2 separate regions of the Homo sapiens genome follow, and region 1 is linked to region 2. A link is a contact called in ENCODE Hi-C or POLR2A ChIA-PET data. All regions are on one chromosome and are shown on one strand. Each heading gives the region's core, a stretch centred on a gene start or an enhancer-like site at or near the end of the contact. The rest is flanking DNA. Distances are from core to core; before and after follow the strand shown. Region 1 has its middle 88 kb from the start of LINC02533. Region 2 has its middle 130 kb from the start of LINC02533.

The links. A loop is a pair of places that touch in the nucleus more often than their neighbours do. ChIA-PET counts read pairs that join two places held with the same protein, here RNA polymerase II (POLR2A). Pooled maps may share reads with other maps.
Region 1: a loop to region 2 is called in a map of PC-3, with 10 times the contacts of the local background. The contact joins two enhancer-like sites. A Hi-C loop is called at or near these places in 16 of 168 maps with a recorded cell type or tissue (MCF 10A, PC-3, PC-9 and 10 more), 2 of 37 single-sample maps with no recorded cell type and 18 of 50 pooled maps. POLR2A ChIA-PET finds 5 or more read pairs at or near these places in 3 of 52 experiments (AG04450, WTC11 and activated T-cell).

The regions. Positions count from the first base shown.
Region 1 is chr6:4,397,968-4,404,562 of GRCh38, forward strand. No RefSeq gene overlaps it. Among named protein-coding and RNA genes, the nearest start is that of LINC02533, 88 kb to the right of the region's middle. RefSeq lists an enhancer at 4,654-5,527. Within about 2 kb of position 4,889, at least 12 of the 41 ENCODE cell types and tissues checked have a DNase peak (open chromatin) inside an H3K27ac peak, as active enhancers do; they include PC-3, ascending aorta, gastrocnemius medialis and 3 more, where a contact is called at or near this core.
Region 2 is chr6:4,355,416-4,361,655 of GRCh38, forward strand. No RefSeq gene overlaps it. Among named protein-coding and RNA genes, the nearest start is that of LINC02533, 130 kb to the right of the region's middle. RefSeq lists enhancers at 2,884-3,635, 2,913-4,112, 2,933-4,281. Within about 2 kb of position 3,321, at least 18 of the 41 ENCODE cell types and tissues checked have a DNase peak (open chromatin) inside an H3K27ac peak, as active enhancers do; they include PC-3, ascending aorta, gastrocnemius medialis and 3 more, where a contact is called at or near this core.

The sequences.
Region 1 (6,595 bases), core at 3,639-6,138, 44 kb after region 2:
TGTCTGCTTTCAGCATGTGAAGTAGGCAGGAGGAGCAGAGAGCAGAGGAGGCTTAATTTCAGCCCTCACTTGGATCAAGGGGTGCAGTAAAACCTGTCCTCTTAGGGTAATAGGCACTCTTGGGATTCACTGTATGTGACTTCTCCAAACCAGCTCTTTTCTGGGAAAGAAACTGTGGCTGACACTCCTTCATCCCCCTTCTTCGGAGCAGAATCCTGATTTTGTGAAGCTATCTATCCTCCTGTCTGCCTGTGTGTCAGGGAAGACCCCAGCTCAGAGGGCTGATCCTGAGAGGTCTAAGCCGATGGTGGCTTTCTCCTCTCCCTCTGCCAGTGGCTGATCTAGGCATGGGTCCATGATGAGCAAACTCCAGCCTGACACCTGAGAGGAGCGCTGCTGGGGGCTTCTGGGAAAGTTTACTGTCTCAGACAGAGCTTGTTTGTGGCTCCATGATGCCTGGGTTGCTGCAGCCCAACTTGCCACCAGCCTGGTATAAAGCCCTCACAGGGGTGGCTGGGCAGGAAGAAGCTGGTCCGTTCTGACATAATCGAACCACTGAATTAACCAAATCCAGAGACCCACCCGAGCCTCTTGTGATGGGAGAGAACCCATTTCCTTATTAGATAAACCTATTTGAGACAGAGTTTTCTCAAGGCATCTCAACTGATACAGATTGTTCAGTGAAATCAAGCCAAGAAGGGAGACTGAGGCTCCATAAAATCCAGTTTGAGTCACTGGTCCACTAGCTTTCCTGTTTGCACCAAGCGTCAACAGGAGGAATGAATGCCAGATACATTGGAACACAACACGTCTGTTTAAAAAGGGGCCACAGAATACATACACTAATAAACTTGGATTAAATTGGTCACTGTTTGAATGACTTTCTGTTCCTGGATCTTTTTCTGCTCAAGAATCAAATTTCTCAACTTGCTCTCCCTCCTTTAAAGCCCCTTTAAAGAAAATGGAAATGATTCTTAACAGCTGTTGGAGGTGGAACACATGCCACATGCATCCAGGGAAGCATTTCGCCCTCATCTCAACCTCAGCCAGAGAAACAGCTATGAGGAATTCTCCCCTAGCCTTAGCTTCTGACATTCTGACTCAGCAAGGCTGGTCTGGGGCCTGGAATCTATATTTTTAACAACTTCCCAGGTGATACTGAGGTGGGTAATCCAGGGACCTTGCTTTGGGGAACGTTGATCTGACGCACCCAGCACCAATACGAGCTTTCTCCAGAGTGGCCTGTGGCAGAGGAAAGAAGGAGCACTGAAGTCATGATCTGCCGGCCCTGAGCCTCTGCATCTCAGTTTCTTCGCATGGAAAACAGGACTAACAACACTCAGTCCCCACTGCTGTCATGAGGATGGAACACTCAAGGAGAACTGCACAGTGTGGCTCAGCCTCACGCTTTGTTTGCTTATCAGTTTTGATTCTGCAGGGCTCTTCAGGACCACAGCCCTGTCCCTTCTTCCAGTCTGTATCAGCATCTGATCTCTCAGGGTGGGTCTAGGTCTTCTTTAATAAATCCATCCAGCTGAGCTTTCCATCCACGAGCAAGAAGGGACGCTCCCTCCTGCTCACCTTCTGTTTGGTGCCTACCTGCAAGTCCTCCCGGGTCAGTTAAAGCTGCCCTATGTTTCTGAACATTGCTCGCTGGAAGCCAAAGTTTCACAATAATTAAAGTTAGGAAAGGGGACTCTCCTATTTAAGGACTAGCATGCCAGCCTCTTCCCCCTTCATAGGAAAGAAGAAGGAAAGGAAGGGAATTGGCAAAAATCAACCTCCAGCTGACTCCCAGGCAATCCATTTATCCAACACTTATGCACCAGACACTGGCAAGCACTGAGTTTGTCCCCGGCCCATGTCACCTTCACCATCCTTTATCTTGTAGGAACACATTGAGAGCCAGAGTCTGCAAGAGAATGAGGCAACAGTTGACTTTTCTTCAACCTGAATTTCACCTTCTCCTCCCTTCCTGTGATCCCTCTCTTCTGCAGATTCCAGGCACCAGGTGAGTGCCCTGGTGCTGTCTCTGGTTGCACAGAGGCCAGTTTGGGACTTCACCCTGTCTTGCCCTTCCTCGAGGGACCTGTGCCATGGGGGCACACTCAGAGTTAGGGATAGCCACCCAGTCTTCCCAGCCCCAGCACCCTGTGCTTTGCAATCTGTGGTGAGATCCACCAAGGAATGTGCTGCTCAAAGAGCTGAAGACAGAACTCATTTGAAGCTTGCAAATGCCTTAGTCTTTAAAGAATTCACTAGAGCCAATGCAAGGCTGTCCCTATCCAGCCTGTGTGCTCCATCCTGGTCTCATGAGTAGACTTGGGGACAGTATCATGGGTTTGCACAAACCTTCTTCTCCTCATCTCATCTGTCATGATGCTCAAGGCAGATGGGGGAAAGAAGAGACCCCTGTGTGTGGCCCCAGTTGATGCTGCTTGGCCTGCATTTCTCTCTAGTCTCCAAGACAGGGAGGAAAATAATTTTTGTCCTAGTGAAAATTCTCTATGTAGAGAGAATCCCGACATTGCTCCTAGCCTCCTCCTCCCCAGGCAACCTATGTTCTCAGCCTGTCTGGGACAGCATGATCCCCTATCCCTGTGATCTCCCTTGTGCCCTTCCTGTTCCTCTTTGATATCTTCAGGTTTTGGTCATGTTCAAAACTGGACACTGTGGATAAATAGGGTCTAATTAATGCCCAAAGGAACAGGATGACTTCCAACCAATGGCTTGGCACAATACGATTCTTCTAATATGTCTTGGGATTCAGCTGATCTATGAACACAGAGCCCAATTAAAACCCTCTGTAGCTGCAGCAAACATGCCAGGAAAGGAGCTAGTCACAGATCCTGGAGCTCTGGGGAATTTCTTCTAGATACAGAGCTTTGGGGAGCAGGCTAGAGGAAGCCACTGAGGCCCACACGCAGCCTCTGCTCCTGGGAGAGCCCTGAAGGGCCATGAGATGCACTCAAGGAGATGATACTGTGGTCACCCAAGGCTCCAGCCCAGGCTGACCCCCATGGCCTCCTTGGCACACTCCATTCCCAGCCACATCAGGGCAGTCCCCATCCTCAGAGAAGGCTACACAACTTGACAGTTTCTGTGCCTGGGTCTGTGCTAGCCCTTTAGCCTGGGGTGCCACCCACTCCACCTTCCAATGATTAAACCCCTCTTTCCCTTCAAGGTACTGTAAATGCTCCTTTTGTGATGCCCCTGGAGCTTCTCCCATTGCAGTCCTATACCATGTTACTTGCATGTTGCTGAGTAAATCCCGATCCTGGTTTGGGATTCAGTAGTAGTTTCCACGACCCTCTCTCCCACTGAACAACTTTGCCACTCTCCTCAAGGGGAGGGAATCTTCATTTACGAATTGCCTGGAGCACAGAAGTCACGGTACCAGTTGTTTTGCATAAGAATTCCATTTAATCCTCATTGCTCGCTTCATTAGGCAGGTATTGATATACCCATTTTACAGAAGAGCTTCACCAAGTAAAGGCAGAGGGCTAGAATTAAGATTTAAACTTGAGTCTGACTCCAAAGCCCATGCTCTTGCAATGACCATGTTATGAATCTTATATTAATCTTTGTTTGGTCTTATGATCTGGCACGGTGCCTTGTACGTAAGCAATTCTCAATAAATGTTTGCAGAGTGCAATGTGTCATCTCAGAGTGTTGAAGGAAAGCAAACCAGCGTCTCAAGTAATTTAGACTTTGGCATAACTTTCTGAAAGGGACACTTACCCCTTAAAAGATGAATATTAAAAGAAATAATAAATGAATCTGGAATTAGTAGAAGGCAAAGATGTTTCCTGGCACCCCTCTCTGTCTTTTTCCTGCCACCTTTAATCTACATCAGAAAAACTGGGTCCAGCTGGTCAGAAAGGAATAGTCTTCATGGCCGTCGCAGGTGACAGTGTCCCGCCCTACCTTTGCGGGAGCCCCGCCTGGGGTTATGTCTGACATGTCCTTCTTCAGGATTCTCCACTGAGTGTGTTTCAGGCTCTCATTCTGGCAGAATGTAAGACCAGGATCTCCACCCCAGATGGAGACAGGTGTCCCCCTTCCCTCTGCTACCCAAAGGAGCTGAGCTCCTTGCAATGGGAAGACTGAGTTCCTTCCCCCTGGCCTCAGCACTGGCACACACCCAGCAGCCTCTTCCCAGAGCGCATCTCCTTCTGTGGGAGCAGGATGGCTACAGAAGGTCACCGCCTATTTGTAGCTGCTCCGTTTCCAACCAGAGACGCCTGCCAGCTGCCGCCGACCACCCCGCCGACCCTGTTTCTGTATGTCATATGGTGGCTGGGAGCCACGGGCCCTCTCCAAGTCCATCCACTTAGGATTTCCTCCTCCGTCAAACTCAGAGGCTTTGCCCAACTGCATGGGTGTCACGTGGAGGGAGCAAGTGTCACCTCCAGGCTCCCCCAAGGACTCCACACGTCCTGTAAGCATCCTCCAACTAACCCATTGCAGAGAGTCCTTAACTCCAGTTACTTTCCCCAGAGCCGCTCTGCAGATGCAAAGGGCTCGTGCTTTCATTTGTTCATTCATTCATTCAGCCATTCCTGATGTTTACTCATTCACTGCCAATCCCACACGCCTCTATGCTGCTCTCTTCCACAAGCATTTGGCTCTTCATTTCAGAATTTCCGCTGAGTCATAGCTGGAGCAGGCAGTGAGGGTGTCCCTTCAGCTCTCTAAATTTACCTCCCTGAGCTTGATTTCCCATAGTGGCCAGTTGACCTTGACCAGATTGACTTCAGAGAAGCCAGCTGTAATTAAGCAGAGGCAGAAATCTCCAAGGAGGAAGGTGCCTCAGGTCGGATGCGTCCCTCCGGTCCTGTGGCCAGAGCAGTTGCCCTCAGTGTGTGTCTCCTCCCGTCCTGGCACTGCCCATGGCAGGGCTCTTAGTACATGCCTGGCCCTGCAGCCGCATGGAGGCGTGACATGTGACCATGACTTTCGGCTGGAGGTGGGGGTCATGTGCACGTGGCCTGGGGCTTAGCTCTCACCCTGCTACTCACTCAGAATTCTCCTCTGGGTTTGGAGGTCTGTGAGCAAGATGAAAAAACACAGAATTCTGTTATTCTGTTCCTCGTAGTGTAAGCATTCTTTTTCTTGGGTTCTTTTTTAGGAACAGAACAAAATTAAAAGTAAAGGGAGCCAAAAGCAGCAACACCCAGGGCTGAAGCGTAGGACTGAAGGAACACATTTAGAAACACGTGTGACCATCGCTGCCATGGCTGTGTGACTATAGGCCAGTTGTTTAACTTCTCTGGGCTTTGTGCTGCTCATGAGACCCAAGGTCGCTGTTGTAAGACATCTGTGTGCATGTGTGTGTGCGTGTGCATATCCCTTGATCGTTCTATTTTTCTATGTCTGCTTACTCTAGCAATAGAGAGAGCACCCAAAATGCTAAATAACACCAAAGGCCACAAAATGGATGGCACGGTGGCATTGCACTCGAGGAGCCCGGGTTGCTATTATTTTCTGTTTTTCCAGAATGTTAACAGGAAACACAGAGTTCTATTGTGAGGCAAACCTTCTCCTTTTCCAATGGGGCAAATGTTCCAGGCACACACCCAGCTGAACAACATCGACATTCTTGCCTTTGGTCATTGAGATGCTGGCACCTTTTGGAAAACTTGCCAGAAGTTTTTCTCTTGCTGCTCCACAGCGTAGGGGAAGAAGAGGTGGCTGGGTTTTGTTACTCAGCCATCAACAAAAATGAAGAAAATGGGGGAGTCTTCCCAAATAAATGACTCCTGCTTTCCAGGGAGACACATTATTGGAGATAAATACACTAAATTTTGCTGTTTGACTGTCTCCATCTGAATCCATGTACCAGGAATATGACAAAGTCAAGGCAGGTGTATGTAGAATAAAAAACATAAACGGGGGAAGCTGAAACGTTAGAATATGCATAGTGGATATCCTGTGTTAAGTCAAGTTTGCTTCTGAATGCCAACAAGCAGGACAACAGTATGGTAAATACAGAACTTGCCAAGAAGCACAATGTGTCCCACAGATACTATTTCATTCTTCACAGACCAGTGAGTCCTCAGCTGAGGGTGGGGACAAGGAGGGCAGCACGTGACAGTCCCTTGGAAGTTTTTCAAATCCCATACACACACTCATGCTTCTCCTTCCCACCCTTCTGTAGAGATTTCAGCATGCCGCCCCCTTTGAGAAGTGCTGTGCTTTTTAGGGACATTCTCCCAAAGATAGCCTGTGGTGCTTTCATGCTATTAATGGACCAGAGCATTAAAAATGAAATTCTGCTACTTCCTGCCAATCAAATTCTTCCCCGAGCCAAAACCCCAGCCCAGGTGATGGAGTCTTAGCATAACTCTCAAGGCTCACCAGTCTTTATGAACTTGATCCTTTTCATTTAGTTAAAAGAAATCATTTAAGCTTACATCCAACTTTAAGTCATTGATAGTCATGGGAGACCAGAAGGTTATGGATAATTGATATCCACTGATAATCCCCAAGCCTCATTTGGATCAGTAGTTTCAACTCTCCCTCCCTGAAAGCTCTTATTGGAGCTGCTTATAATGCAGCTACCCTCACTGGTTTGTGTTATCTCCTATCCTTG
Region 2 (6,240 bases), core at 2,071-4,570:
ACGGCACAGGAAAGAGGGTGACTAACTTTATCTTGAAATCCTCAGGAACGCTCTGGAGAGGATTAGTAATTGAACTGGCTCTTGCAGGCTGAGTAGGTGTTTGCCAGTTGACAACAGAATGTAGGGGGAGGATGTCCAAGAAGAGGAGAGGAGGGCTTTACAAGTGCAGAAAGGCCAGGAAATCACAGTCTTCCCAGAATGTGTGGAAAGTGAGAGGCTTAGGGGCATGGCCAGCCATGGGCAGTGAAGCAGCTTAGCCCTAGGTTTTCAAGGCCTTTAAACACCACCCTTGGGAACCCAAACTTTGCCCTTGAGTTTGTTACTGTGGAGCCGTGTAACGTTCTGGAGGGTAGTCATATTTTATATTTCAGTTATGGAAACTTTACTGCTTTATTAAATAGAAAAACATCAATTGTTGGTTTTTTGCATACCTTACCAGTGTTCACTCAAAGACATGTTTCCTTATTTATTTATTGCTGTTGCATTTTTTTAAACTTTTATTTTAGATTCAAAGGTACATGTGCAGTTTTATTATATAGGTAAACTGTGTGTCAAAGGGGCTTGGTGTACACGTTATTTTGTCACCCAGGTAATAAGCATAGTACCTGATAGGTAGTTTTTCAATCCTCTCCCTCCTCCAACAACAGATATGGCCCCCTGTCTGTTGTTTCCTACTTTGTGTCCACTTGTACTCAACATTTAGCTTCCATTTTTAAGTGAGAACATGTGGTATTTGGCTTTCTGCTCTTGTGTTAGTTTGCTTAGGATAATGGCCTCCAGCTCCATCCATGTTGCTGCAAAGGACATGATGTCATTCTTTTTTATGGCTGCATAGTATTCCATTGTGTGTGTGTGTGTGTGTGTGTGTGTGTGTGTGTGTGTGTGTATCACATTTTTTAAATCCAGTCTACCATTGATGGGCATTTATGTTCATTCCATGTCTTTGCTTTTGTGAATAGTGCTTCGATGAACATACTTGTGCATGTGTCTTTATGGTAGAAAGATTTATATTCCTTTGGGTATATATCCAGTAATGGGATGACTGGGTTGAATGGTAATTCTATTTTAAGTTATTTGAGGAATCGCCACACTGCTTTTCACAATGGTTGAATTAATTTACACTCCCACCAGCAGTGTATAAGCATCCCCTTTTCTCCACAACCTCGCTAGCATCTATTATTTTTTTACTTTTTAATAATACAATTTCTGACTGGTGTGAGATGGTATCTCATTGTGGTTGCAGTTTGCATTTCTCTAATGCTTAGTGATGTTGAGCATTTTTCATGTTTGTTGGCTGCAAATATGTCTTCTTTTGAAAAGTGTCTGTTCATATGCTTTGCCCACTTTTTAATGGGGTGTGTTTTCTGCTTATAAATTTGTTTAAATTCCTGATAGATTCTGGATATTAGACCTTTGTCAGATGCAAGTTTGCAAATATTTTCCCTCCATTAAAGACGTTAAGTTTATAGAGATGGCCAATCACCCTCTGACTTTCAACTTAGAGATGAGATCATTAGTTTGTTCCTCTTAAAAACATGTTAAATGGAAAAAGGGATATTTTTTTTTCCCAGAAAGAAAGAGGTCATTTTTCTTTTTTCAAGTTTATGGAGAGCACTGTATTTAAACTGTCTTCTGAGTTTCCTGGCCGCATATCTAGGGAATAAGAGCAGTTTCCCAAGGATAGAAACGAAACAGTACTTCCTTTGTTCTACTTCTACTTGATGGGGGACACCCAGGAACTTCAGATGCTTTCAGTGGAGCTGGCAAGTCCCCATGGGGAGCCTGTTACGTGCCCGGCAGCCCTGTCTTCATCCACTGTTGTGCTCAGTTCCTGTTGGGAATCACTCTGTGGTGTGTCAGGTACTGCCAACACCAAAGTGCTGGGCTCAGCTATGGAGGCACCTGTAAACATCAGCATGCTGGCCACCACCCCCACCTCAGGATGCCCCCAACTCTGGGAGCATTACAGGTCTGTAATCAGCACCATAGAGTGTTAGAAACGGGTCTGGCTAGGGACATAAAAGAGGATTGCCAGACTAGGGACAGTTGTGACCAGAAGCAATAAACCTCCAGTGCCAGCAATTAGTTCATGGTTTTCTTCCACCCCACTTGCTGCATGGGAGCAAATGTGAGAAAGGCAGATGGCAGGGTTGGAGGTCAACTGGGCGAGCACAGCTGGACCAGGGAGGGAGGGAAGTTGCAGTGTTGTGTTGAAAGGGCCAAAGAACCCAGATGCGGAAGGAAGGAAGGAAGGAATGATGGAAGGAAGGAAGAAAGGAAGGGAGGGAGGGAGGAAGGAAAGCCAGGAGTGTTGTGTCAGAATGAAAGCATCTGTGAGGAGTGAGCCTGGAGTTGAAGAACTGGTTTAGTGAGAAGGAGGGCGTGGGAGAGGTGGAGAGGCCCTTGGGGTGAGAGATTTTATTTGTCATGGTTTAGATGCCCCAGATCAGAGAGGTGAATTTCACATATGAAGTATTGAGGTTTTAAGATGAAAAGTCAGCACATCAATACATACTTTGTATCTCCTTAGAATGTAATGTGGCACATATACACCATGGAATACTATGCAGCCATAAAAAATGATGAGTTCATATCCTTTGTAGGGACATGGATGAAATTGGAAATCATCATTCTCAGTAAACTATCGCAAGGACAAAAAACCAAACACCGCATGTTCTCACTCATGGGTGGGAATTGAACCATGAGAACACATGGACACAGGAAGGGGAACATCACACTCTGGGGCCTGTTGTGGGGTGGGGGGAGGGGGGAGGGATAGCATTAGGAGATATACCTAATGCTAAATGACGAGTTAATGGGTGCAGCACACCAACATGGCACATGTATACATAGGTAACTAACCTGCACATTGTGCACATGTACCCTAAAACTTAAAGTATAATAATAATAAAAAAGAATATTTACTTTTTTGAGGTGTGCTCCAAAAACCACCCCCAGCATCTTAGGCTCTGGCTGACTGCTGCTCACCTGTGACCATCTCTAAGTCTGAATCCACATGGCTACACCGTCATGTTATCTGCAGTGCTGTTACTAAAAATGAGATCCTTTTCCTCATGTCCAAATCAGGGCTTCATCTGGATGGGGTCCCAGCTCTGGCACAGGCCAATGGCAGGAGAGTTCAGGGATGGGCACACCTGGCCGGCTGAGGGGAGCCTACAGCCAGGCTGGCCTCCCCAGCCTCTTCAAGTGCAGGGCCTGGCGAAGGCCTGCCCTCTTGGCACCTGTCCTGTTGGTCCTGGGACAGAGCCCACAGCTTGGGATAGTCCTGTGGGAGGGGGAGGTTGAGTCACTTTGCATCACATTCATGTCTCTGCAAATGCTGAGTCACCCTGGATGCAGAGCGAGAGGATGCTGTGGCTGCCTGCCGGGAACGTCTGAACTGGGCAGCCCTTTGCCATTGGCAGGAATGAGTGGGCGTGACGCATTCTCTCCAGTTCTGTGCCTTAGTCACCAAGGTCACTAGATTATGTGTGTCATGCGAGGGAGGCGCATAAAGGGCTGGGAAAGGTGGCAGGCTGCGGTGGGGGAGAGAGAAGGGCAGGAGCAGGCTTGTGTTTCAGATCTCAGCTTTCCTTAGCAAAGGGAGCTTCAGCTTTTCCACGCCCTCTCTGTGTATTCTTTAATTTTCCGGTCTCCCCTTAAGATGACTTTGCAGTTAATCAGGCTTGAATCTTCACGGTCTCTTGTTGCTACAGGATGAAGTTTCAGTTCTTAGCCTGGCATTTAAGGGTCTACAATTTGGTGGCCCAGCCATCATGTCCTGGGAACAGCTCTGGCCCTGGAGAGGAAGCCTCTCGAGGCTGTCACAGTTTGGTTCTTCTTTCCCAGGACAATCCTCCACTGCTCTCCTGGCCAGCTGCCTCCTCCAGCCAGCCGGCCCTCTCCCTCCCTGCTCTTCCCAAGTCCCAGGCTCAAAGTGCGGCTCACATCCCTCCTTTCCCTGAGCCTTCCCAGACAGCCAGCCCCACAGTGGCCTCCTTCCATTCTCAAAGCCTTTGGTGGCACTTCATGGCAGAGCCAGGGTAGAAAACAGGGACGATGAGACTTACAAATCTGAGCTCAAATTCCAGATCCTTCTCTGACTTGCAGTGTGATCTTGTGCAAGACACAAAACCTCCTGGCCCTTAGATTTCTTCTTCTGCTACAAATGATCAGAGGTTCATGAGGGAAATGGAACTTAGTGTCTGAGTGCTGGGCACAAGGTAAGGACTCAATCAGTGCTGGCCCCGCCTCTTTTGCTCTCACCGCCTCTTACTTTTTTATGACTTCTTTAGCATCCATTATATCCATGTATGTTTATATTTAAAGTTATTTTATTATGTGTGTGTATACTGATTCCCTAATTGAATTGATTGTGTGTTTTCATTCATTTTTTGAAAGAATTTTTGTGGAGAGTCTATTATGTTCCACAGCTTGTGCCAGACACTAGGGAGTCAAAGGGGGAAAGATGCTGTTCCCAACAGAAAGTCTGGTCTTATACTTCTTTGTAAAGTCACCATAAATATTCTTTAGTGACAGGTAGAGTGAAAATAAACAAAATATTTTCCACATAGTGATAAGTATAATAGATGCCAAATAAATATTTGTTGAGTTTTAGCTTTGGAGTTTTAGATGAAAAGTGTGAAATGCCTTCATGATATTTTATTTCAGAGCTTAACATATTTCAGTTGTGACCAAATTGAAAAGTCCGAACCTTCAAAACTGAAATGCTAGGAAATGATTGCTCATGATCTAGAAGGATTTGTCAAGGGCTTTCTTTAAAAGCCTTCAGCCTCGCGGGGCTCCGTGTGTGTACACACGCATGTGCGTGTGTTCTGAGGGCTACCAAGAGAAGCAAGGGTTGCAGGGAAGGCTCTAACAACGCCCTTGAAGGGAAAAGTCAATCAGAAACAAATTGACTACAGCTGTGAGATTCTAATGTATGTCAATGAAGAGATAAGATTCAATCTACAAATATTTGAATTACATGCAAAATGTAAGTCACAAATCTCGCACCTAAAGTCAGGGTTACCTTCCAATACTCCAGCCTTGTTGTACAAGTCGGGGCTTACACCATCGCAGGGCAGAACTGCTCCCATAATGAGTATAGGAAATATTCAGCCCACCATTTCTGAATAAATATCAGTGCATAGCACATTTCTAGTCTTTAAAATGTCTAACTGCTTTCTGCATGAGTTCCCATAGTCAAAACAACACCCTTCTTCCCTCCTTCCTCCTCAGGTCTCACATTTGTGACTGCTCCCTCAACAGAGTCCCAGGCTTTCTTTTCTGTGTAGATTCTTGCAGAGCTTTCTTGAAATGGAGCCGCCTCATCAATAGGCCACCCTGCACTGCCAGCTCTGTTAAGTAACCAAGTCTCTGTTGGGCGGAATTTGTGGGTCTGGATTTGTGACTATATTCCAGGTGTCTCCTAGTGGCTCTCAACAATCTTTGGTCCATATTTATGGCCCCTTGTTTCTTACCTGCATCTGCAGGACAGGCCGTCTTCTGAGGAGCTGTCCAAGCTTCCTGAACTTGCCTTGAGGGGCCCTGCAGTCAAGATAATACTCCCTGCAACCCTAGGTTCCATTGTTCCACCAGATGCTCTATGCCACTTGCAGCCATCATCACTAGCAATAACCACGGTGATGGAACTTTACATTTCTGCAGGAGTTTACAGCCTGCAAAGGGCTTTCACATACATCGCCTCAGTGTAGGTGACTGACCATGGTGCTGCCCTGCCCAACAGCCTTCAGTGGTGGCTGGAATTCCAGTCTCCTTCCCGGGGTGTTCATGGCCCCCATCTCCTCGCTGTGCAGGCCAGCTCTCACCTCTTTGCCGCCTCCCCATCCCACCTCCCACTGCAAGCTCCCGGAACTTCAAACTGCCTGTGGCTCTCAACACACACATCTCCCTCCTCTCACCCTCCGTATCTCGGCTTTGCCTGTCCTTCAGCCTATGTGGCTTCCCTATCTGCTCTGCTCTTTCTTCCACCCCCAACCCCCCTGCCATGCTCCTCCCCAGCTGTGCCAGGCCCCCTTCTCAGGGCTCGTAATGTCCTGTGCATATCTCTCTGATGGCCTCTGTGGGTGTGTGGCTTTCTTATTGGGATAGAATATACCAAACATAAAATTTGCCATTGTAACCATTTTTAAGTGTACAGTTCAGTGGCATTAAGCATGTTCACATTGTTGTGCGACCACCACCACCCATCTCCAGACATTTTTCATCTTCCCAAAC